Regions from separate parts of the Mus musculus genome. Here regions 1, 2, 3 and 4 are each linked to region 5. Evidence: chromatin loops called from intact Hi-C (ENCODE). Cell type or tissue: heart. All regions are shown on one strand. Region 1 overlaps Inafm2 (InaF motif containing 2). Region 2 holds the start of H3f3c (H3 histone, family 3C). Region 3 holds the start of Ino80 (INO80 complex subunit). Region 4 holds the start of Rtf1 (RTF1, Paf1/RNA polymerase II complex component). Region 5 holds the start of Exd1 (exonuclease 3'-5' domain containing 1).

Region 1 (5,000 bases), 800 kb before region 5:
CGGAGCTCAGGTACGTCAACCTAGTTGCAGTGGCCAGACATGCGTTTAATTTATAGATCCCTGTATATAGTTGTTGACATATGCACTAGACGCTATAATCACATAGAACTCTATGTATCTCCCCACAGCCTGGGTAGCTACTGAATGGTGGGGTCCAGCAAGGGCTATTTGCTGGCCTTCAAACTGCACTTAGCCAGAAGGGCACAAACACAAGCTTTTTTTTTTTTTTCTTTTCCATCACCCACTCTTTCACCTGTTCCCTTCCTGTTTCAGAAAGATAAGTTCCTGACGTTCTTGCACAAGAGTATAATCATTCTTAGACCCCTACCATGGCCGTGGAAAAACCTTAGCAATAGAGACTGTTTAGGGAGGGTGGGGAATGTGCTGACCCCCTCCGGTTCTCATCCTAGTGCTCCCACCAAAGTGGCTTCCTGTTGTAGCCTGAGTCTCTGGATCCATGCCAGGGGCGATGGCAAGAAAGAGTAGAGCTGCTGTGTTTAGATCAGTCCCTTCCCTCACAGAATTCCTTTAGGAAGAGCAAGCCTTTTTAAGTACAGTGATTGGCAAGTGTTTTCTCTCATTCCTTTTCCGGCTCCTCAACTATCTTACCGGTTCCAGATCTTGTCTTATTTCATTTCTTGCCCTTCTAGATCTTGTCTTACTCGTGTTTGCATTTCCTAGTTTTTGAGCCTAACACAGCAGCTTGCCGTTAGAACCAAATCAGTTGCAAAACCAGAGCTTTGATGTGGTTCTGAGTTGCTTTATAGGGTGAGAAAGAGCAGAAGGTAGAATTCAAGTTCAGGAGTGTGCCTGGCTAGCCAGTGAAGAGACCAGCTCTTGGAAGATTGAACTGGCAGCTCATCTTTCTCATTCCTTATAAGCTTCCACTTAAATGCAGCCAACGATTTTCTAGAGGTGGTCTCACACACGCGCACACACACTCTCGGGGCAGCAGGAATTATTCTTCAGTTTGGATTCCATTTCCCCCTGCCACTTGCTGTTAGGCAGTTGAGTGTGGGTAGTGACAGCGATCAAACCCCTTAGTGTTTCCTTTTTGGGAAATAAGCAATTTAAAAGAGAAACAAAATAGGAAACTTGTATACCTTAGTCCTGAAACTGTCTATCCACTTTTCTGGCCTACCTTGTAGTCAGCTCTGATTCAGGTTTACAGGACAATAGTCTTGATTTAAGCCATGTCCTGACCTGGGCAAGAAAATAGCAACTAAGCTGGCAGCCTCCCAGCAGGCTGCTAACACCCAAGGTGTCTGGGCTTGGAGAGTTCTTCACAGCTGATGAGGACTTAAGTCATTAGGAGGCCCATGGGGACTTTTTAAATTTTTGATGAGAGACTGGGGGGAAGAAACATAAAATGCCACTTTGTATCTTCAATGATAGCCTGTCATTTATATTTATGGTGTGAATTTTTAGTCCTATATTTTAATAATTTGTAAATTGATCTCTTATTCCAAGAACCCTCTGGACTCGTGGGAGAGTGTCTGGGAGTCCACTCCTCTTCCCCTCCTGACCCTGCTTTATGGACTGTTTAAATCCACTTTGGATCAAAGAGTTCAGCAAGACCACTCGTGGTCCAGCTGGCCTCCTGACTCTATAAGCCTTCACTGGAATCGGGACATTTTCTCCAGCCCTAGCTGTGAACATGACCAGAGACATTATTTATAATTCAGCCATTCAAGATATACCTGTACTTTAAAAGTCCTGTATATTTTTTAAAAGTTTTATTTTTCAGGTGAACAGAAATACATTCTAAGAACTCTGCCTAAGCCTGTGTAAGTTGGTCATTTCTCTTACTGACTTGGGGAAGTAGGAGCAGAGGTGGTCTCAGGTGCAAGGACGCTGTGATGAATAGGTTCAGGAAGAAAAGGCAATCGCCTTGCTGTTCTCAGTGCCTGCCACTGAAGAGATTAGAGAGGGGTGGCAGGATCCGTCTTAGTCAGGGAGGCCCCTGGTCGGAAAATGATGTCAGCTTTTGCCAATAAAAGTTCTACTCTACAGACCCTCAAGCGGATACCTTAAGGACTAGTAAGTGCGAATATTGAGTTTTAGTCACAAACATTTAGCTGTCTGAGGTGAAGACACAGCTGTCTGCTGGCATCACCCTCTCACCTTAAACTGTTGGCCTTTTGCTAACTCAGGAAGTACTGACACTGGAACAGACAAGCCATTGGGCTGCACTGCCTGATCAGAGCCTAGCACCCCTGGAGCCAAGCTGCTGAGAGGTGTAGGTTGCTTCAAAGGTAAGGGCTTTTTCTACCCTTAAAGCAAACAAAACAAGATCTGTGGGTGAAAAGCATAAATATAAGGGATTCGTTATGCTGTAAAATACATGGTACGAAATTGAGCTCAGCTCATTAGCAGACAATGGAGCCCAGTACAAATCCCGAACGAGAAGCCAGTGTTGGTGGAGCCCCCTGTGGCCTGCACTTCTGCAGAGCAGTTAGGGGGTAGCCACTGTGCTTTTACCTCACCTTGTAGTCTGCAGGGAGGCAAGGAAAAAGTCCCGCCTTCCTTTATTTCCCTCTTCAGCCTACACAAAGGCTTTCTGTAAGAGAGCTTGGTACAGCAGTGCAGGAGAGTGAGTTTGTTGGCTTTTGGATACAGCCCCTCCTTTCTGCAGATGGGGACATGTGGCTTGTACAGCTGCACACAGCTTACCCCACTGGCCAAAGACAGCAGTAGGTACACAGAGAGCCTGCCTGCTGATTAGAACAGGGCCCGATGGGACGGGAACAGGCGTCGGAACAGCTTTCTTTGCAAATGTCGGGAGGGAAGGAGCAGAACTGTCCATGTTTTTAAGCCTGGAAGGTCTGTACAAAGGGGATTGTTTATCTCTCCCTCTCACCGCTCTGCACTGGGACGACCCTAGGTGTTTGCTTATACTGAGTTAGCACTATTCATTCTCTAGCAACCGGAACTCAAAGGGAAAAAAAGAATGAAGTTTTGAAGGTATAGGGCCGGGGAGCCCTTTGGTTAAGCTTGTGTCTTCCTCTCCCCCATGGATGATCAGGTACAAGAAGTGCTCCTCTAAAGCTGTATTTCCCCACTGACAGCTGTATAGTTCTACATAGTATGGTACCACGGGGCGGGGAGCTCTTGCGTCTACCTTGTTTTTCAGTTTTCACTGGGGAATTCTACACTGGTGTGTTCTGTAGTCAAGTATTTATATCCTGGTTTGAAATGCTGAAGGCAGAACATGGACTTGTTCCTACATGCTGCTCTAAGGAGGCTGAAAGGTTGGTGGCTTTAGGGCCACTGCAGCTATTTAAAAGGGTAATGACTGCCCTCACTTTCCTGTCTGCAGAAAATGGAGGTATTTCTGGAATTGCAATTCAGTAACCAAAGGGCCACAGCTGTACTGTTTAATTGGCCTCCCTCTGGGGAGGAAAGAAGTGCCGTGGCTTTGCTCATTTCTCATGACCAGCGCCAACTCAGTGCCTGGCACAAAGCACTGGGCCCTCAGAGTCCGCTGCTCACCTGGGTGGGCAGCGTGCTGGAAGTAACTGACCTGCCATCACGGTGTCCCTGTCACAGCCCACTCAGAGAACCTGTGTGGAACACAGCCCATAAGCTAGCTGAAACGATAGCCAAACTGACCCAGCTGAACGGTTTCTTCCTTACGTGTTGACAGGCCTGGGTTTGGCCCTCAGGTTTTATCTGGGAACCAGAAGTCTATGGCTGGCATCCATGTGGGAGCAGCATAGGCTTTCGACCCATTCATTGTCCTGTCTGCCCCAGCACTAATGTGGAGCTACAAAAATAGCTGCACTGTTGACAGTCTTTTGGTCACATCTGTTTCCCTCACAAACATAGCCTGTGGTTTTCTGCCGCGAAGAGCCCGTGTTACGATTTTTTTGTTCCTTCCAATAGCTCATCAAAAAATAAACAAACAAAGCCTGTCTTTGCCACACACCCTGACTCTATTAAGATGTCCACAGTCACAACAAACCCAGCGCTCAGTGCTCCCTCGCACTCGTGAGACACCTGGTCAGTCATAAGCTCCTTTACTGTTCTAAACCAGTTCTTGTGGTCCTAGACAGTTCTGAAGCCTTGGCTAAGCTACAAGAAGGAGACCAGGAAATCACCACACACTTTGTGCCCGTGGCTGCCATGTGTGATTGCCTAAACAGCCGCATTTTCCTAATTTTAGCCATCAGTTATACTAGCAGCAAGATCCCGTTTAATATCCTCAGGAATATTTTCTACAAACCGTTACCATTAATTTGGTATTTATTGAGCCAAATGGACTTCAAAACTCTCAAAACAAACTTGTCAAAAACAAAAAACAAAAAAACAACAATAAAAAAAACCCAACCCAATTGTGTTAATCAAAAATGGTTTCCTTTTAACTATCTCTTCTCTCCCTAAGAGCTCCTAGCTGGTAATGAGCTTTTCTTTCTTGTGTCCAAGAGTCCACCTGTCCCCTTAGGGGCCTCCTGGGCAGTGCCATGTTACAGAAGCAGGGCTGTAGAGATGGCTCAGAGCACTTGCTGCTCTCCCAGAAGACCCAGGTTCAATACCCAGCACCCACATGGTGGCTAACTACCAAGGAGTCCCCCTCTCTTGTGGCCTCCACAGGCACCAGTCATAAACAGTGTGCAGACATACACATACAAAATAAAGTATATGTTTTAAAAAGTTACAGGAGCCCATCACTGAGCCGTAGTCGTCCCATGCATTAGGACCTAGGTGTGGAGACAGAATGTTCTTAGAAGGGACCCTGCGCGTAAGGTAAGAAACCTGACAACTCATCGGTGGCATTGGTAAAAGCTCGGCCTCCTGTCCTGCTGACTGCGTGGCATGTCATGAGAGTGAGCGGAGGTAATAGATCGATGTGATAAGGCTTTAAGGCCTTGGGAATAAATATGAGATAATATATTCTCAAGGAAATATGTAACCATTTGGGGGAAATGATGTATGGGGAGAAGTGTGGCGGGAAAGCCAGTAAACAGGACGCTGACTCCCAGACCAGCAGCATCAGCACT
Region 2 (5,000 bases), 120 kb after region 5:
TATAGGTATAAAGGTGTGTGTGTGTGTGTGTATGTGTGTGTGTGAGAGAGAGGGCGGGGGGGAGCACCACAGTCCCTCTAATCACGTTCAACTTTCATCCCATAGAAAGGTTGAGGCCCCTCACTCTTCCAATAAAACAGTCTCAGCCTTTTGAGTCTGTCTCTTCGCCTAATTTTTCTTATAAGAACTGTGAAAATCTGTTTCCCAGAGACAATTTGGGGGGTTGGTTGGTTGGTTGGTTTTTGCTTTTTCCTTTTCCTACTTAAGATTCCTTGGGAAGCTCCCATTTCTTTGAGGTTCGTTATTGAAATAATCTGATAGATTGAGAGACACAAAATGTCTCTTTAGAGTATCTTTATTTTTGTTAGGCTGGTTCCTGCACATATGTAAGTGCAACATGTGTACTTTGTTCCCTCGGGGGCCTGAAGGTATCAGAACCTATGAACTTAAAATTGTAGGCACCATGTGAATGCGGAGAACCAAACCCTGAAAGTGTTCTTAATCACGGACCCATCTTTCGAACCCTCATCAGCTGCTTTTTACCTCTACTTGGTGAAGCAGAAAATCAACTTGGGGCTTTGTTGTGGATTCTTGAGAAAAATAGGACCTTTAGTACGTTTCTCTCATCCGTATGCATCGGGTTTTGCTTTCCTGTTTATCTTTGGACTCTTTTGAGCAATTTGGGGTTCTTTTCAATCATTGGTGCAGTTTCTGTTCAGGATTGGTTTTGTTGTTCGGCTTTGTTTGTTGAACAATGTTATCATATTATTGCTAAATAGAGGAACTGTGACCATTGCAGTGGAGAGAGAACTCAATGGTTTAGAGAACCTAACCTTAACTCAGTTAGGTACTACAGAGACAGGGAGATGCAACTCTGCTATTCCTTCGGTGGTAGGCGTCAAGGAGACATGGTTAAGTAGCCTATGTCTTGGGCTTGCTTTTCCCCTGCTGTAACCTGTGTGAAAGGAGCCTGCCAACTCTAGGAAGGAATATGGCTTATTGAGGATGGGTGGCTGGACATGTCTCAGGGCACAAGTTGTGACCCAGAAATTTTAAAAACCTAATATCATTGTATTTTAATTTTTAGGATTGATTGCTTAGGGGAATCATAGAGTGTGTTCAAAAGCTTGAACTCAGGTTATAAGGATTGATGGTAGAGTACCTCCCCCTGCCGCAGCAGTCCTAATGGCTCTGAGTACAGAGGTACGCTTCGCTTATCCTCAAGGAGACCCATGTCTCAGAAGTTTCTCCATTTGTTTGCCTGCTGTGCTTCATGAAAGTTAGCTGACCACTGAAGTCTTTTATAGATTACATGCTATAATCTATACAAGATTACAAGTTAGCTTGAAATACTTAGGGTTTTTTTTTTTGGTTTGTTTTTTTTTTGTTGTTTTTTTTTGTTTTTTTTTTTGTTTTGTTTTGTTTTGTTTTGTTTTGAGACAGGATTTCTCTGTATAGCTCTGGCTGTCCTGGGACTCACTTTGTAGACCAGGCTGGCCTTGAACTCAGAATTCCACCTGCCTCTGCCTCCTGAGTGCTGGGATTAATGGCGTGTGTCACCATGCCCAGCTTGAAATGCTCTTCTTCTTCTTTTTTTAATAGTTTAATGTATTTTAATAGCAAACTTACAGGAACAGCACACAAGACTGACAACATTAAAAACATGTACTTGTATGTAGGACAACTCAGTTAGAAAAGTATAGTGAATGGATGGAATCTACTGTGTGATAAAAATGCTACAAACACCATTTAGTTGCTGTCAATAAGAAATTTACTTATTTTTAAAAAATCCAAATGCTGGCATTGTCCAGAAAATTTTAACAGGTTTATTTATAATTGTTATAAAGTTGAACTCTTGAAATGTGTTCACTGAAACATTTTGCTTCCATTAATGCTTTACATCTTGCATTTATATTAAAAATTCACACACAAATGAACATGGAGAAACGCCAATACCTGATTCTGTCCCCTATGTTTCCACTCGCAATCATATACTTAGGTACCTTTGACCCCATGGAAAAAATATCTAATATTCAGAACTACTGATAACAGGAAGAAGAGGAAAAAAATTTTTTTGAGAATGAAATGTTTCCCCTCATAGTGGACTCTTAAGCACGTTCTCCGCGTATGCGGCGTGCTAGCTGGATATCTTTTGGCATAATTGTTACACGTTTGGCATGGATAGCACACAGATTGGTATCTTCAAAAAGGCCAACCAGATAGGCCTCACTTGCCTCCTGCAAAGCACCAATAGCTGCACTCTGGAAGCGCAGATCTGTTTTGAAGTCCTGAGCAATTTCTCGCACCAGACGCTGAAAGGGGAGCTTGCGGATCAGAAGTTCAGTGGACTTCTGATAGCGTCTGATTTCACGGAGTGCCACAGTGCCAGGCCTGTAACGATGAGGTTTCTTCACCCCTCCAGTAGAGGGCGCACTCTTGCGAGTGGCTTTTGTAGCCAGTTGTTTCCTGGGTGCTTTACCACCGGTGGATTTGCGGGCAGTCTGCTTTGTAAGAGCCATGGTATGGACACCTCCTTACTTACCCCCCCTTCTCCTTCGGCTGGAGCTCGGCAAGGGAGAGGCGGCGCTGGCGTTGGAGAGCGGCGGCGGCGCGGCGAAGGCTGCGAACACAATTCTGAAATGCTCTTCTTAAAGATATCCTTATACCAAATCCCAAGGTCCTAACTGGAGTAACACTTGCTAGAAATATTGACCACAACAAAATCCAGACACAAGTCACTTGAGTCAACAAATAAACATTGATCATTTATGCCACAGCACCTCCAGTAGGATCTGTGTGACAAGTTCTACAGACTGAGGTGACTGACCTCAAAAGGGGAGGCCTCCTGGAACTGGTTGTGGAACTCTTCATCGGAAAAAAATTATTGAGCCATAGTTCCCATGACAATCTATCTGTTTTGTTTTCTCTCATTCCTTGTCTTATTTACATGTTCCTGGTAGCCTAGACCAAGATCTTAAGCAAGAGTAATGAATAAGAAACCATCCTTTGAGATGGGGACACTAACATGACTTTATACCCGGGGAAACCAATGATTTACTTTCATTTACAAAATTATTATGATAGATAAAAACTTCCCCAATGCCAGGCATGGTGGCACACACCTTTAATCCCAGCACTTGGGAGGCAGTGGTAGGTGGATTTCTCAGTTTGAGGCCAGCCTGGTCTACAAAGTGAGTCCAGGACAGCCAGAGCTATACAGAGAAACCCTGTCTTGACACACACCCCCAACCCCCCGGCCAAAAAAAAAAAAAAAAAAGACCAACAGCCAGGCAGTAGTGGAGCATGCCTTTCCTCCCAGCACTTGGGAGGCAGACGCAGGCGGATTTTGGAGTTCGAAGCCAGACTGGACTACAGAATGAGTTCCAGGATAGCCAGGGCTGTATAGAGAACCCCTGGATGTACCTTGTGCTGTAGCTGTAATTGGTAATGTGTAAGAGTCACCCAAGTGATACTGGTTTGAACACATGAAGGGGTCATAAATAGCAGCTGAGGCTTGGCACTGTGAGAGGCCATGAAAGGCCAATGGTAAAGGTGCAGCCTCAGTTGCAGTTCTGAACTGAAGGGTTCATGCAAAGGATTTGAGGCTTGGCAACATGAAGAGAGTCTATGAGAGGCTATTGGTGAAGCCTATCTTCAGCAGAAGATCCAGTGTATTAGAGATTCCAGTACCGTGATCACCAAGAACTGCAGTGGCAGTGGAGTGAATCAACCTGAGCTTAGAGTGCTACAGAGGCAGAGCTGGAGAAGTGATGCCCTTTGAAGGAACCCAGAAGATCATGTGTGGATCCCAGACATTGAAAAAGAAGCTATAACATTGAAGGTGCTTTGGAGACTCAAAGATATTTGAGATGCCAGAGTCATGGACTTCCTGTTGAGGAAAGTTGATGACAGGGAGTGGAACCAACCCAGCTGAAAGAAGTTTGTTGCAATTACCAAAGATGAAAAAGGAGTTGGGGGTGGAGAGATGGCTCAGTGGTTAAGAGCACTGATTGCTCTTTCAGAGGTCCTGAGTTCAATTTCCAGCAACCACATGGTGGCTCATAACCATTGTAATGGGAATTGGATGCCCTCTCCTGGTGTGTCCGAAGACAGCAACAGTGTACTCATATACATGAAATAAATAAATATAAAAGAAAGAAAAAAGAAAAGAAAAGGAGTTGGAGACCTGAAGACGATGCAGAATTTGGACTTTGCCAAGCTGAAGACTTCCTGTCTTGCTTTGGAGATTACAGATGAGTGATTGTATGAATCTCAGAAGAGACTTTGGACCTTTTAAAATGGTTTTTCGAGACAGGGTTTCTCTGTATAGCTCTGGCTGTCCTGGAACTCACTTTGTAGACCAGGCTGGTCTTGAACTCAGAAATCCACCTGCTTCTGCCTCCCGAGTGCTGGGATTAAAGGCATGTGCCACCATGCCTGGCGACTTTGGACTTTTAACATTGTTGAGATTGCTATAGATTATGGAGACTTTTGAAGTTGAACTAAATGTATTTTGCATTATACTATATTTAGGTATGGTCCTCAAAGACTCATATGTTTAAACAAGCCTATGTGGGCCAGTGAGTATAATGTGATGGTTTGTATATGCTCAGTCCAGAGAGTGGCACTATTAGAAGGTGTGGCCCTGTTGGAGTAGGTGTGGCCTTGTTGGAGTAGCTGTGTCACTGTGGGTGTGGGTTTTAAGACCCTTATCCTAGTTGCCTGGAAGCCAGTATTCTGCTAGCACCCTTCAGATGAAGATGTAGAACTCTCAGCTCCACCTGCACCATACCTAAATGCTGCCATGTTCCCACCTTGATGATAATGGACTGCACCTCTGAACCTGTAAACCAGCCCCAATTAAATGTTGTTCTATAAGAGTTGCCTTGTTCATGGTGTCTGTTCACAGCAGTAAGACCCTAACTAAGACAGTGGACTAAAGAGAAAGCTTCAGTCCACCTTAGAGACTCTGTCTCTAGAAGGACTCTGTGGTGGTTTGA
Region 3 (5,000 bases), 71 kb before region 5:
TAGCCAGGGCTAAGCAGAGAAACCCTGTCTCAAAAAAAAGAAAAAAACTTTTCATTCTCTTAGCTTTGGGCTCCTATCTATTCAAATTATAAGCAGGCACTGCCAGTGTTTTGGGTTGTGGTTGTTGTTATTATTATTATTATTATTATTTTGGCAGAGGGTGGTGCTAGGGATCAAATTCAAGGCCCTGAATATGTCTTCTATCACTGAGGCACACACCAGTCCAGTCAGAGAAATTTTTTTCTACTCACATTCCCTATCAAAAAAAAAAAAAAAAAAAAAGACTATGTCCAAAACTGGTTTGAAAACTGGAACATGGTTACAGGGGCAAAGAAACTTGCCTCCAAACCCTCAGGAACCCACATGGTAGGAAAATAAAGAAGACTCCCACAAGTTGTGCAAATTTTCCTTTGACTTCCACACTTGTGATATGTTATGTACATATACATACACATACTAAATAAAAGTAAGTGTGTGTGTGTGTGTGTGTGTGTGTATTTTTATTTAACTTGGTTTGAAATCTTTTCTTCAAGTTGTAAAGCAATAGTCCTCATTCTGTGGGTCTGACCCCTCCCATCACAGGGGTTGCCTAAAGCAATCAGAAAACAGATATTTAAATTACAATTCATAACAGTAGCAAAACTACAGTTATGAAGTAGCAATGAAAATAACTTTATGGGGCTGGAGACATGGCTCAGTGATTAAGAGCACCAATTGCTCTTCCAGAGGTCCTGAGTTCAATTCCCAGCAACCACATGGTGGCTCACAACCATCTGTAATGGAATCTGATCTTCTCCTGGGGTTTCTGAAGATAGCTACAATGTACTCATACATTAAAAAAATAGATAAAACATATAAAAAGAAAATAACTTTGATTGGGGTCACTTCAACATAAAGACCCATCCATATTAACTAACGGGTTGAAGCACTAACAAGTTTGAGAGCCACTGATATAAAGGAAAGAACACAGTAAACTAAAACAATCAAATTTAATCCCTTAAAAACAAAATTCATTTTAGAATACAGACAGATACCAGGCAAGGTGGCTCAAAGCTGGGACTGCAGAAAATCTGAGGATGCCGTGGTTCATACAGTAAGTTCCAAGTCACCTTGGGCTACAACATTATGTTACCCTATCTTACCCCTCCCCTACTCAAGAAGATAAGCAGATTTTACTAGGCACACACATCATTTACTGACAAAGATACACTCTTGAGAAATGTGACCTTGAGCTCTGAGCTATTTCTGTTGTCATGTAAACATACAGTGGGCTTATACAAATGCTCGAGGTATGAACTACTATATTCCTGGGCTATGTGGCAAAGACATGGTCCTATACGTAATTCCAAAATGTCACTCATGAGTACATAGTGATTATTCAGTACCCTGGAGGTTGGTTCCAGTGCTGCTCTCTCAAACGATGCACTGTTTGACATAATCCACACACCTCCACATAGGTTAAGTCACCATTAGGTTATGCTTAAATGTGACACTAGATAAGCATGATGAGAGTAGTTGTTTAGGGAATAGTAAAATGGGGGTGGTGTGGGAGTTTCTGTTCAGAAGTTATAACTACCACAGACCTAAGGACACAGCACAAAAGAGACAGATGTAAAGTGAATAGTGCTCAGACCAGTGCAAGGGAGAGTAGGACTTGTGAGCAGCTGAGGCAGCCCTCAACATAGTTTGCCTACACACCACTTCATTAGCCTGTTCATCAGAGTGCTGGGTCCAAAGCAAATTCAAGTTCTGCTTTTTGAAAAGTTTTGAAGGTTTTTAGACCCAAAGTTGGATAAGTACAAAGATGCGAAAGCCTATGCAAAGAACCACCAAATCAACAATCTCAAATGGTTATTTTATACAATGATGGTGCTTGTTAATTTCTAGCATAAAAGAAAACCAGATAGCCCATACCTTTATTATCCCATACTTTAATAGGAGGCAGAGACAAGAGAATTATGAATTCAAAACTACCCTGGCTCATAAAAAACCAGAATGGTGAGCTGAGACATTTCAGCATTAACGAGCGCTTACTGCTCTCTCATAAGACCAAGGTTAGGTCCCTAGCACCCACATAGTGGCTCACAACCACCTGTAACTCCAGTTCCAAGGGACCTGATGCTTTCTTCTAACTGGCCCCCATGGGCTCCAGCATACATATAAGTACATCATATACTCAGGCTCACATACATAAAACAAAATGTTTTTTAAAAAAGTAACAGCAATAAAAGAAAAGCAACAAAGTTTACATGCTATATCATACATAAATCTCAAACATGTTACATGAAAGCAGCTGGTAAAATGTGGGTACATATTTGAGCATGCCTTTAGGTAAGTCAGAAATGTCAAGCATAGCACATCTGCTGGGCAGGGTTGCACACCTTTAACCCCAGCACTCAGGAAGCTTAGGCAGACTGATCTCTGTAAGCTGCAGGGCAACCCACTCCACATAGTCAATTGCAGGACATCCAGACCTACATTATGAGACCCTGTCTCATTTAAAAAAAAAAATCTAAGACAGAAAATAGATTGTTACCAAATGTTGTGGGAAGAGGAAAAAGTGACGTTTAAGAAACTTCTAGACCTTCTTTTAAAGTCAATGTTAAATGGTGGTGATAGGTGTACAGTCTGCAAATACTGAAATTTTCTGAACTGTGCCTGATTCACTTGAGCTGCAATCATATCTGATAAAGATGTTACTCCTTCGGGGGAAAAAAAAAAAAGCCAGAGATGGAAGTGCAGTTATAATCTTAGCACCATGGACGCTAAGGCAGGAGGATATCAAGTTCCCGGCCATCCAGGCCAAAAACAAAAAACAAACAGGAAAAAGAAAAAAAAAAAAAAAAAAAAAGACACGACCGGAAGAAAGGAAGCATCAATAACCCACAGTGAAAATTAGGGATGTAAATCATGGATCACTAACTGGGAAAACTAAGCTGATCATCAGCGATGTTTTAAGGAGTTCAACCTCCAAATTCCTTCCCGAGTCCTAAGAAGTACAAGAATGTAAATCAAAGAGTCCTGAGCACAGTTGGTTCTGAACTAAAATAGTTAAACGCCTTCTTCGGCAATATCCAACTTCTAAACTGTAGGGGGCTTCCATCCTCCGTGATTACGGAAGTAGTACTTTTCATCAGCAAGCTCAAGAAGGAATTGTCAAAGTAAGATGACACTTGCTGAGACGCACTGCAAACGCCTCGAAAACCCAGAAGTGCTGTCACAGACACATTTCTAAGTCTGTGCACGTGTTAGCCTGTCCCCGTCTAACACCAACTAGCAACTTGCATCATTCGCCCGTAACCGTGGCTCGCTCCCCATTAAACTGATACTCTATCCAGTCCATAGATCTCATTCGTTTGAATTGACAGGTAGAACCCTCGTCCGGTTCCTGGTCCAGCCCGACAAGCCTCCGCCCTGCCCCTCCCCACTCCCAAACCCACACACGTGTTAGAGCGACACCGCCCCACCGGGTCCCACGTGCACCTGGCCTAACACTCCCCACGTGTGGGTGCTCCACGGGCTTCCTCGGGTGGCCGAGGTCACCCATAACCCCGGAGAGCCAGAGATACACGACAGGAGAGCCGAGGCCCAGGTCTCTGAGGTCCCAACCCTATGGGGAGTGTCCACACCCATCCTCTCTAACCCCAACAAACCCCAGGGCCGGGGGCGACGGCCCCTTTAAGAAGCGGCCCAGTCGTCGCCCGCAGAGAGGGGCGCACAGGGGCCTACACGACACCCCCTCCGTCCACCCGCCCACGTCTTCTCAACCTCACCTCGGGCCGAGGGGCCCCGCCGCCGCGGCGGCGGCGGAGGGGGGGCGGGGGGCGGGCGGGGTCCGGAGGGGGGGGTCGCCCCGCCGACTGTGGAGCCGCGCTTCGCTCTCGGAGGCCGAGGGACGGTGACTGCGTTGGACGGGAACGCTCCTAGCTCGCTCCCTCGGCGGCTCCTGGGACCCCAAGATGGCGGCGGCGCTGAGGCGGCTGCGGGCGCTGGGCCGGCGGCGGCGGCGGCCACTTTCACTCACTGAGAGGAGCGGAGCAGGGACACGGGGAGCCATGGCGGGGGGGAGGAGAGGCGCCATAGCCAGGCCAGAACAATCGAGCAGGTACTCGGCCGGCTTAGCCCTGCCCCGCCCACGCCCACTGCTAGTCGCTAGCCCGTGTCCGCCGACCGTGCCGCTACGGGCGGCCTCGTGCAGCTTGTACCCCGCTGCCGCCGCCCGACGCCCCGCGCGGACCGGGGTTCTGGGGGAGACCCTCATCTATACTATCTGAGTGCAGATTGGTCGGGGCTGGGACTGGCGAAGATTGCCGAAAGGCGACGGGGAGGAGGAGGAGGATGTCATCGCTAGAGTGAGCAAGCAGATCTCGCGGGAGGAGATGTCGCGAGAGCTCAGCGGCCCTGCAACTGCCACAGAAAGGTTACTTTTCCGGAAGTAACGTCAATGGAAACCGCCCAAAAACCAGGGACTCATTTTGGTCCTGCAGGTGGGAGGGACTGCTTGGCGTTGTCGCTGGAAGTTTTCTCCAGGTAGTGCTGGCCTACCCCGAGGCCAGCTCGGGCGGGGATGGATCCTTGTAAGAGCCAACTTGGAGACGTCTCCTGGTCGTCTTCCTGACGACACTGTCCCCCTTCGGCCCGAGACCGTTGGCACGAAGGCGCTTTCACCTTCCATGCACTTTCCATTTCCCCAGTGGGGTGAGTCGCCCTGCCCACACTCGAGCAACCGCAGAGCTGGGGCGGGCGGGGCGGGGCGGGGCGGTTGTTTCATGGTTATTTTGTCTGGGTTTGGTTAATAGCCCAGGCTAGCTAGCGTCAAGCTCGGGGGATGTCTCCTGCCTCAGCCTCCCGAGGACTGAGGTTACAGTGTGCGCCATCATGCAGTCTTCTGCACTTAATCCACTCGTTTCCAAGACGTATATAGAATTGTTGGACTTCACCCTTTCGTTTTCTGCAAGAATCGCTTGTTTAATATTATCTGTTTTGCCTGTACTGTGCCT
Region 4 (5,000 bases), 130 kb after region 5:
ACATGGTGGCTCACAACCACCTGTAATGAGATCTGACACCCTCTACTGGTGCGTCTGAAGTTGGCTACATCGAGCAGACACACACACACACACACACACACACACACACATACTCCTTTTGACCTCTGGAATAGTCTTAAATAAAAACAGTTTTTCACTTTGTTTCTGGTACTCAGTATGAAGATCAGGCTACCTTAAACTCATTGTCTACCTGCTCCCTAAGCCACCATGCCTGAAGTGTTCATTTAAAATTGTGTGTGTGTGTGTGTGTGTGTGTGTGTGTGTGTGTGTATACATGTGTGCCAGAGCTCCTATTTGGAGTTAAGAAAACAACTTTGGGAATCAATTCTCTTCTTCCACTTTGGATGGGATCTAGGGATCAAATTCATATCAGGTTTTCATGGCAAACACCTTTACTCAAGGAGTCATCCTGCTGGTCCTTATTTGGTTTCCAGTAGGTTGTTTGTTCTTTGAGATAGGGTTTCATCTAGCCAAGGATGGTCTTGAAGTTACTATATAGCTGAGGCTGACCTGGAACTCCTGATCTTTCTGCCTCCACTTCCTAAGTGCTAGGATTATCAGTCTGCATCACTTTGCCTGGCTATCCCCAAAGTGCAACAATTATAAGTGACATGTACACAGTGTTGGCTTTTTCAGAAAGTACTCTGGATACCCTTTTATGTAGTGACTCATTTAAAATTTCTAAGAACTCAAAGACTGAGAGGCAGAGGAGCACACTCAATTATCCTCATTTTGCTGATTGGAAACTTTCAACAAGCATTTTGGAAAGCATTCAAGAAGGGATTGAGAGAGAACAGTTATTTCACCAATGTAGACATTGGTTGTTTTTTATAAGGAGTAACTTGTCCATGAATTCTTTGAGGATCCTCTGGAGATGGTTTAATAATCAACAGATTTTACGCAAAGGTAATCTTTAAAGTTCATTGAATATATTATAGCTTTCTTTTCAACAATCCTGTGGTAGATGATACATTTAAAAGGTCCTTACCAGAGGCATCAGACTTAAGGGTGCCTAGAAACTCAGGAGTTTCTGTGGTCCTTTTAGATAATCTTGGCCATGGACTTCATGTGAGAATTTGCTGGGGAGCAGATGTCTAGTATTTTCTGTTAGGTAAAACTCTTCTGGAGTAAAATGGTACCTGGGTCTTATTTAGTTTGTTTCCATCAATGTAATTCTAAACATCTCTTCAAGTAGCTAATAGCAGAGAGTGTTTTCTCTCTATGGATGGTATTATATTAGGTATACATATATATTATATATACACACATTACACACAAATGACTGGGTTTTGCTATGTAGTCTAAGCGACTGTTAATATGTTATTCTTCTGCCTCAGACTGATGAGTTCTTCTGGGGCTGTTACTATTTTGAGGCATGAACATTTGTTATTGCTTTTTTTTTTTCCTTTGGTTTTCTGAGACAAGGTTTCTCTGTGTAGCCCTGGCTGTCTTGGAACTCACTCTGTAGACCAGCTGGCTTTGCCTCCCAAGTGCTGGGATTACAGGCATGTGCCACCACTACCCGGCTATTGTTGCTTTTAATGATGAATATTAAACCTAGAGCCTTACATATGCTTGTAAGCACTACTACTGAGCTATATCCAATACTTTATTTCTTCTTATTCCTCCTCCTCCTTCACCTTCTTCTTCCTCCTCTTGCATTTCAAGACAGGATTTCTACGTACAACAGCTCTTGCTGTTCTGAAACTTGATTTGTAGACAGGCTGGCCTGGAATGCAGAGATCTGCCCACCTCTGCCTTTCAAGTCCTGAGATTAAAGGCATGGGCCACCATTGCCTGGTATTTATTTATATATTGATTGATCGACTAAGACAGGGTCTTAGCCTTGGACTCATTATGCAGACTTAGGCAGGCCTTGAACTTGTGTTCCTTATGTTCTTCCTGTCTTAACCTTCCAAGTATCTAAAAATATGGGTTTATAATTACCACACCTGGCAAGGGATGTGATGTGTACTGTAGTTGAGCTGAGAAAAATAACTTAGAGAGTCAAAGTGGGATAGTAAGAAAGCAAGACCTCATCAACTTAGTCGAGAAAGATTTGAATTCTAAAGTTGTCTATCAGAATGAGTGAACCAGTGCGTTCTAAGACTTGAGAACAACTTCAAATTGTAACTGTTAATACTCCCTAATATAAACCCTGCTGCACATAAATAATATATAAAAATGCATTCCCAGCGTTGACCTTTTTGTCAGATGACTTCAAATTCAACGACATAAAACATTTCCTATACAGCCCTCTTCCCTTCCAAACCTCTGTCATATTTTCTTGACAAAGCTCACACTCATCTTCCTAAATCAGAATCTGAAACCTCTGCCTCCTCTGCGCCCCAACTAGCAAATAATTCAGAACCCATCTATTTCTCTATTCTCATTCTCTTCCAGTGTTGAAGTCACTGTCGTTCCTTACCAAAGACCCAGGACACTCAAGCGAGTTTGAAACTACTTAGCATAGCTCATTAAATTACTGCTTTCTTCCCGGGCCACCTCTCTGCTCATCCCACACCCCGACACCTGGTCCTTCCCTACAATGAATCTGAGTTCTCCGATTATCGCTGGAATAGTCTTCCCTAGTTTTTGGGTCGCATTTAGGCTGTCACTAATAACAGCCCAGGCAGGCGGACTCTGGCTCCTCCACCCAAGCTCTCAGCAATTTCCAGGGGCTGTCGACTATGCGGGTGGTCCCTGAGGCCGCATTCCAGGGCTGGAGATGGATGAGTTTCCTCAGAGTGGACCCTGGTCCGGAGGCTCAAATTCGCTTCAAGTAGGGAACTCCTGGGCAGCCTACAACTCCAACACTGCAGAAGCTTCCGGACAGCTAGATCAGGGAGCGTTGGTCCGGAACCCTCGGGCGCGTGGCTCCGCCCCTCGCGCTGCGTCGGAGGTGGGGCGGGGCGGGGCGCCAGGCGCCGGCGAACGGCGTGCGCCAGGCGGGGGGCGGGGCTAGGGGCGGAGCGGAGCGCGCATGCGCGGTCGCCTTTGTGTGGGTCGAGCGGCGGCGGTGGCGGCGGCGGTGGCGGCGGCGGCAGTGGCGGTCCCACTGGCAGGCGGGCAAGAGGGGAGTCAGGGCGGCGTCCGGCGTGGAAGCCGGGGGACCACCATGGTAAAGAAGCGGAAAGGCCGTGTCGTGATCGACTCGGATACGGAAGACAGCGGCAGTGACGAGAACCTGGATCAGGTGAGGGCAGGCCGCGGAGGCGCGGGCCGGCAGAGCGGGAGGGCTCAGTCCTGGCCACGGGAGCTGGGAGTCGCCCGGCCCGAGCGCCCGGCCAGCCTGGTGTCCGTCCCGCTACTGTAGTCCCTTCCTGTCTCCCCGCTGAATCTTAGGCCCTTGGAGCCCGGGCCAGGCCTGGAGACAGAGCCCCGAGGACTTGGCGCCTTGGGCCGGGAGGCGGGGCAGGGAATTGGGCTGATGGGCCTCGGGGTTTGGGGTACTGAAGGGGGCCGCTGTCTGCTTGGGCCGGATCGGGACGTCATGACTGCAGGCAGGGAGATTCGGGCTGGGCGAGATAGGAAGTATCGCCCGCCAACCCCAATGGCTGAGAGATTTTGGAGGAGGTGCAAGGGTGAGCATGGGGCGGTGGGAGGGAAAATTTGTCTAGAAGGTGTGGACTCTGGAAGGTGAAGTTTTTCAGACCAGGCATGTGGACATAGGAGAGACACCCATACATGTCCCGAAGAGCTTTCGTGGTGCTTGGGGTGGGGGGGAGACTATGATCATTTACGGTCGAAATGGGTTCTCGTTGGGATGTCTGACAAAAAACTCTTTGGAGGAGGAGAGAGGGCAGATAACTGGAAGTTTGAATTGTAGGGCAGCAGAGAGAGACTGTGTTCCAAGCGCTCAGCCTCTTTTATGCAGCAGCATAGAATTCTTTTTCACTTGAAGATCTGAGAAGTACTGAAAGTAACTTGTGGCTTTAGCGTCTTGGAGTACCCGGCATTGCTTCTGTACTTTAAAAAAACACTGCAGGGAGGAAGCTGTTTGTGTAGTAGTACTCTGATGGTATCAGGAGATGATTTCCTCCATGTTTCATGAGTAAATGACATAAAGGAAGGGTAGGAAGCTTTATAAATGGAGTAGATTGAGTACTAAACTCAGAATCTGTAATTCTGATTCCTAATTTCTTTCTAGCCATTTACCTTTGGTTTCCACTGTAAAATGGACATATAATATCAGCCTCATGTATTGAATTGGACAGTTGCATAAAACAAATGTTTATAATAAAAAATGTTGGTATAAACTACAAAGTATTTGTATAAAAGGCTTCTTGGGAGTCCTTAGTAATAGACTAGAGGTCTCAGGTTTAATTAGGACTTGAAAAGGGAGGGCTTGCCTGGTCTACAAAATGAGTCCAGGACAGAGAAACCCTGTCTCAAACAAACACCTCAAAAACAAAAGAAAGAAAAGGGAGGGCTCTTATGAGGGAAGAACTTGTAAGGTTTAAAGAACAAGATGCGCACACACACATTACCTTTTGACACAGGATCTCAAACTATAGCCTGGTCTATCATTGAATTAAACCAGTTCTCCTACCTTGTCCTCTTAAGTACAGGGGGTTACAGACATGGGTCACCACACCTGCCTTAAGAAAGGAATAAAAAAGAGAGAGAAAGAAAGAGAGAAAGTAATGGATACCTTTAAAAAGGTGGCAGGGAAGTAGGAAAGTAATGGGGCTAGTAGAAGGACTAAGGACAGGGACCCCTGTATAGGGATAGGAATTAAGTGAATAAATTGAAGGCATGTTCATTGAAAGACTCCTAAAAATCTACTAAAATATGTCTTGCTATCTATAAAAGTTTTGTTGATAAGTTTTTAGACTGGTAGAAACATTAGAGTCTCTATCGTACCCCCTCCCCTCTGTTTGCTGGTCTGTGGAGTGTAGATGTGAAGTGCTCAATTTACATTGTCACATTTTCAAGTCATGGTCAGTTGACCTTATTTTTTCCACTTTACATTTACA
Region 5 (5,000 bases):
GGAAGTAACATACACTTTATAGTTCTTTTCCAGTGAAGGATTCCTGGGGTCTTGGGAACGCGAGGCAAGCATTTCCCTCAGTGAAACACGCCCCCTGCTATATCTATATACTTTAAGGTAGGATTCTTGCAGCATCCAGAAGCCAGTATACAGCTAAGCAAACAACAGAGTTCTTTCACTCCCTTCCATGCCTTTGAGACAAGGTTGGAGTCAAGACTGGGCCAACTACTCTGCACAGTACTAGGGTTACAGGTCTGTGTGCAGCCATGCCCAGCTTTCTAAGTGGGTGCTGGGATCTGACTTCAGGTTTCATGCTTGAGCAGCAAATCCCTCTTACACGGAGCCATTTCGACAGTTCTGTGACTTAGGTAGACTCACATCTGTCAGGCTAGAATTTCCAAAATTGAAAATGAATTCAAAGTGAAATGCTTGGGAAGTAAGTTAAAGATAGGCTAAATGGTTAACCCAGCAGTTAGGGTTGCTTTCTGCTCTTCCAGGGGACCTAAGTTTGGTATTTTCTAGCACCCACACTTGGTGGCTCAAGCCCTCTAACTCCAGCTGCAGGGGATCGGATGCCCTCTTCTAACCTCCACTGGTGAGAATATCTCACACACACACACACACCCCTACCTCTCACTTGAACACACAAATACTATTCTTAAAGGTTACAACAAATCAGGAAAAAAGAACATGCATAGCAAAGAATTTTTTGCTACTGTTTATATTTAGACAGGGTTTCCGCAAGTAGCCCTGGCTGGTCTGGAATGCCCTATCTAGATCATGTTGGCCTTGAAATTCAAAAGGTAACTTCTGCCTTTGCGTCCTCAGTGCTGCAATTATAGATTATCAGGTACCAGGTCTAACAGAGGGTTTAATTGAATATAGCCCTAAAGACAGATTAAAAATTAGGAAGGGGGTACTGGAGAGATGGCTCAGCGGTTAAGAGCACTGACTGTTCTTCCGAAGGCCCTGTGTTCAAATTCCAGCAACTACATGGTGGTTCACAACCATCTAGAATGAGATTTGACGCCCTCTTCTGAGTGTCTGAAGACAGCTGCAGTGTACTTACATATAATAAATAAATAAATCTTTAAAATAAATAAATAAAAATTAGGAAGGAAAAAAAGGTCAGGATGAAGAGATGAGCTTCCAGGCCAACTGAGAATGGGATTATGTATACATCTGACCTCAAGATTTCCATACCACAGTTATGATCTCAATGGGTAAGTTAACCAGGGATAATTAGGAAAACAACTGAGTCAGACTAGAAATTTAGTGGGCAGGGAGGCCTTGCAGGACTCAGCCCGAGTAACTTTGAAGCTAGTAGTCTAAGGTGAGTTGAGAAAGGTGCTACGATATCTAGGTAGTAAGCTGGTTCTAAACCAAGGAGTGAAGGGATCAGACTCGTGAAGCTACAGGAAAACTAAGGCTTCACTTGAGAGGGTGTACACTAACATGCAGCTTTCAGCTTTTTCATCAGCACAAACAAAATACCAGAAGAATAAAATGCACCTGGCTTTGATCCCAGCTCTTGGAAGGCAGAGGCAGGTGGATCTCTGTTAACTTAAAGACCAGCCTGATGTACATACTGAGTTCCAGATCAGCCAGGGCTACACAGAGAAACCCTGTCTCGAAAAACCAAAAAGAAAAAAAATTCGGATTTTTAAACCGTAAGCCAGCAGTTGTTAGGTGAAAGCAGGAAAGATGCAAGTTGAGCCCAGCCTAGGCAATATTGGGAAATCCTGTTTAAAGATTTGCCACTCATGGGAGAATTAGGAGTTTATGCTCAGGACAGCCTGAGCCTGTAAAACCCTTTCTAGAAGTGGAGAAATGATTCTCTTTTCCAGAAAAGCCCTGACTAGTCTTGGCCAGGCTTAAAAATCCTAATTTTTAAGACAAGAAAAAATCCAAATAAATAAACCGTGCTCGGTCACAATCTTTCTCACCTTCAGGGTCCTCTGTCCCCACAGCAAAGGAGTTTGAGAAATTCCGACCTTAATTCTAGTCAAATGGTGAGTTCCTTAAACTAACGAGGGACTACTGTTAAAAAAAAAAAAAATTCTGGGAGTTATCCCGGCACAGCTTTGACGCAAAAAAGTTCTCAACGCCAGCCACTGAAGCCGCAGAGCCGACCACGCCCTCGCCCTCCGGGTGAATTACTTGCCTCTTTCCGGAGGAGCCAATCAGCGCGCAGCCTCGAGCCCATTCCCAGCGCCCCCTGCGGCCGGGGTAGAGAGAGCAGAAAAGATGCTGCCAGGAGCCATGCAAACCCCAGGCGGCTCTCAGCGCCCCCTGCGGCCGGGGGGAGGAGCGCAGGAAAGATGCAGTCTCTAGGCGTGCTGGGCCACAGTGGCTGTGGACTCCCTATTCTTAGGACCAGGGGAGTGAGAGTGAGAGGAGAGGAGAGGAGAAAGGAGGGAGAAAAAGAGATAGAGAGATACAGAGAGATGGAGAGCGAGCAAGAAAGAGTGCACTGCACTACTCTGGGGATCCACCTTAGGGTTTTGTCCCTCGTTTCGTGGGTTTGGTTTCTCTCCTGAGTCTCCGTCACCTGTAGGGTGGGACTCCTGGTACCTGAGTCCTGTGAAAAACCTGCTGGCTACCCTAGTGAGTTTGCCTCTGGTTTGTTCGAACACAGTGGCGAGACCGCACTGCCCTTTTAAGTGCAGTCCCTAGCGCCACAGCGGTATCGCCGCTTTAAGTCCGGCGGCTGCCCTGGTTCCGCGGGGCGGGGCCTGCTTCCCTTCGGACTCCCGCAGCCTCCGGGCTGATTCATTCCGGGCTCGAGAGCCAAGCTTTGACGTTAGCGCCTGCGCAGGGCGCGGCCTCGCTCCCGATTGGCTGGTGTCGGGCCGCCCTCCCCCGCGCTCCACCCCTTGTTTCTCTCCCCGGGCCGCAAGAGAAACAGTGCCCTCTCCCTTCTTGACCCCTGGCCCTTCCCTCCCTCCTTCCCTTCTGCCGCTGCTGCTTCTGGCGCTGCCGCTCCCGGAGGAGCTCCCGTCACGGTGATGGGGTCTCGGGCCTCCACGTTATTGCGGGACGAAGAGCTCGAGGAGATCAAGAAGGAGACTGGCTGTGAGTTCGGGTTGGGGGTGGGAAGGCGGCCCGGCGCCTTCGGCTGGCCTCAGTACTGACAGCGGTCGTCGCTGAGGGCTTGATCTGGGGTGCGGTGACTTTGTTGGGATGGTCCCATGCAGCCTCCGGTGCTTTGGGTAACCGAAGGCTAGAATACCTGTACGTTCATCTGTAGCTTCTTGGAGCCGGGATGTGGTTCCTCCGGTGCTGTCTTGCTCAAAAGCCCGGAATCTCGAGCACAGACACCACCACTCCACTCTTGCCCGTGAAGGTCCGCGAATTTTCTTCCTTATGGTTCCTCCTACAGAAGCATCCTGAACAGTAGATAAAGTAGAAGCAAATCCAGGAAATGTGAATGGTTCCTGGAGAAAACGTTATACATCCTAATGAGGTTTCTGAGCAAGAGCTAAAACTACTAAAATCACACACAGGGAAAAACTCAACAAAGAAGATCATAGAGAAAGGCTTGTGACCAGGAACTGAAGACCTCTAAGCAATCAAGAGTCCAAAAACCCGAGTGAGGCTTTTAAATCTGAATCGTTGGAGAAAAGCCACGGGTATAGTGGTCAAGGTTTAAAGACACAGTGAAGACATTTGTCCTATTTTTATATATATTGATATCTGCTGTGTTGCTGTACTTTATGCAATTGATATTGAAATTGGATGTACTCCAAAATCTGTGAATTTGTACCAGAAACATACATACTCTAGTTTCTTCCTTGTTAACCTGAACAAAGGAGCAACAGGGCTTTGGGAATTGAGAAGCACAGAAAACACCTCCATACCTTTGAAAGGCCCTTGGTAGTGTATGATACAATTGTATGGCTACAATGCTTTCTCAGTGATCCTTTGCGGCTCTCTTTGATTTTCGTAAGCCATGTCTTCATGGTACCTGTCTTTGATGATAATGTGAGCAAATAACCCAGTGGCAGATCGTGCCAAGGAGTACAGGGAACTACGGAATTCTCCAGGAATGAGTCCTTGGGTAAATGACAAGTTGTTCTGGCTGTCTGACAAGTTAAACTTTCTAGAGTATTCAGGTTGAAAGAGATGTGGTCTAGCCCCACCCCCTGTCAGGTTGCTTTGCTTTTAATCCCTTACTAATATGTGGCCAATTTTGAGTGAATGACAGAGAATACTTAGCTTTTTATAGAGTTTGGCCAGTCACGCTTAAGGATTCCATGAGTAAAAATGCACACAGTTGGATTTAGCAAGCTTTTACCTCTGACCCTACTTGTAAATGTAATGACTTCTCTCTGATTATGTTTAAAGCCCAGAGTCACGTCATGGGGAAGTATAGTGAGTATGGAGCAAGCTATTGTTTTGTTTTCTTTTGTTTTTTGATACAAGATCTTACCTTGTAGCCCAGACTTGCTTAGAATTCACTACATAAACTGGGCCTGGTGGTGTCCATACCTTTAATCCCAACACTCCAAAGGGAGCAGAATTTGAGATCAGCCTGATCTACATAACAGGCTCCAAGATAGCTAGGGCTACAGAGGGAAACTCTGTCATGAAAAACAAAATACAACACAAAACAAGACAAACAGAAAAATTCACTACATAGCCCAGGCTGGTTTCAAACTCATGACAGTCCTCTTGCTTCAGCCCCCCCAAGTGCTGGGAATATAAGTATGAGCCACCATGCTTAATTGAGGAAAAGCTGTTTTCTTTTCAGAATGAATGGGACAGTGATGTCATTCCAATTTCATTAGTCCTGGGTGTAGGACTGAGTTGTTTTTCCTTGTGACTCATGGACAAACCTAAGTGATCATGTAAGAACTATTATCCTGGTTACCCAACAGTAACTCAAATATGACAAAGATACCCTAAATTCCCAGCAAAACCACTGTATATATTGATTGGGAAAACCTAATGAAACAAAAAGTGAGTTTTCCCAGTGCCTGTTTAATACTATGCTAGAC

The links. Peaks named below come from ENCODE experiments on the same cell type or tissue, not always from the same donor. Only the 100,000 strongest peaks of a DNase experiment are listed, where the experiment ranks them.
Region 1: it touches region 5 in a loop (7-fold over the local background); 2 of 42 quality-filtered maps call a loop at or near these places.
Region 2: it touches region 5 in a loop (2.4-fold over the local background); 11 of 42 quality-filtered maps call a loop at or near these places.
Region 3: it touches region 5 in a loop (4-fold over the local background); 9 of 42 quality-filtered maps call a loop at or near these places.
Region 4: a loop joins it to region 5, with 8 times the contacts of the local background. A loop is called at or near these places in 11 of 42 quality-filtered maps.

What each region holds. Positions count from the first base shown.
Region 1 is chr2:118,747,030-118,752,029 of GRCm38, forward strand. It overlaps Inafm2 (InaF motif containing 2), which reads left to right. Exons shown (of 1, transcript NM_001301269.1): 1 at 1-1,781. Among named protein-coding and RNA genes, the nearest start is that of Inafm2, 3.8 kb to the left of the region's middle. In heart, a CTCF peak has its summit at 2,439; DNase peaks (open chromatin) are centred at 422, 2,682 and 3,622; H3K4me3 peaks cover 1,347 bases; H3K27ac peaks cover 1,864 bases.
Region 2 is chr2:119,663,518-119,668,517 of GRCm38, forward strand. It overlaps H3f3c (H3 histone, family 3C), which reads right to left and starts at 2,635. Exons shown (of 1, transcript NM_001370931.1): 1 at 1,599-2,635. The coding sequence starts at 2,519. The coding sequence ends at 2,109. In heart, a CTCF peak has its summit at 2,434 (motif pointing right); no DNase peak of the experiment used is centred here; H3K4me3 peaks cover 32 bases.
Region 3 is chr2:119,473,606-119,478,605 of GRCm38, forward strand. It overlaps Ino80 (INO80 complex subunit), which reads right to left and starts at 4,082. Exons shown (of 36, transcript NM_026574.4): 1 at 3,774-4,082. In heart, a CTCF peak has its summit at 3,087; DNase peaks (open chromatin) are centred at 3,556 and 4,376; H3K4me3 peaks cover 3,024 bases; H3K27ac peaks cover 2,059 bases.
Region 4 is chr2:119,672,064-119,677,063 of GRCm38, forward strand. It overlaps Rtf1 (RTF1, Paf1/RNA polymerase II complex component), which reads left to right and starts at 3,005. Exons shown (of 18, transcript NM_030112.2): 1 at 3,005-3,217. The coding sequence starts at 3,005. In heart, no CTCF peak of the experiment used is centred here; a DNase peak (open chromatin) is centred at 2,858; H3K4me3 peaks cover 2,498 bases; H3K27ac peaks cover 1,782 bases.
Region 5 is chr2:119,544,843-119,549,842 of GRCm38, forward strand. It overlaps Exd1 (exonuclease 3'-5' domain containing 1), which reads right to left and starts at 2,785. Exons shown (of 13, transcript NM_172857.2): 1 at 2,165-2,785; 2 at 1,947-2,040. It overlaps Chp1 (calcineurin-like EF hand protein 1), which reads left to right and starts at 2,865. Exons shown (of 7, transcript NM_019769.3): 1 at 2,865-3,075. The coding sequence starts at 3,009. In heart, a CTCF peak has its summit at 2,277; DNase peaks (open chromatin) are centred at 2,229 and 2,809; H3K4me3 peaks cover 2,020 bases; H3K27ac peaks cover 1,712 bases.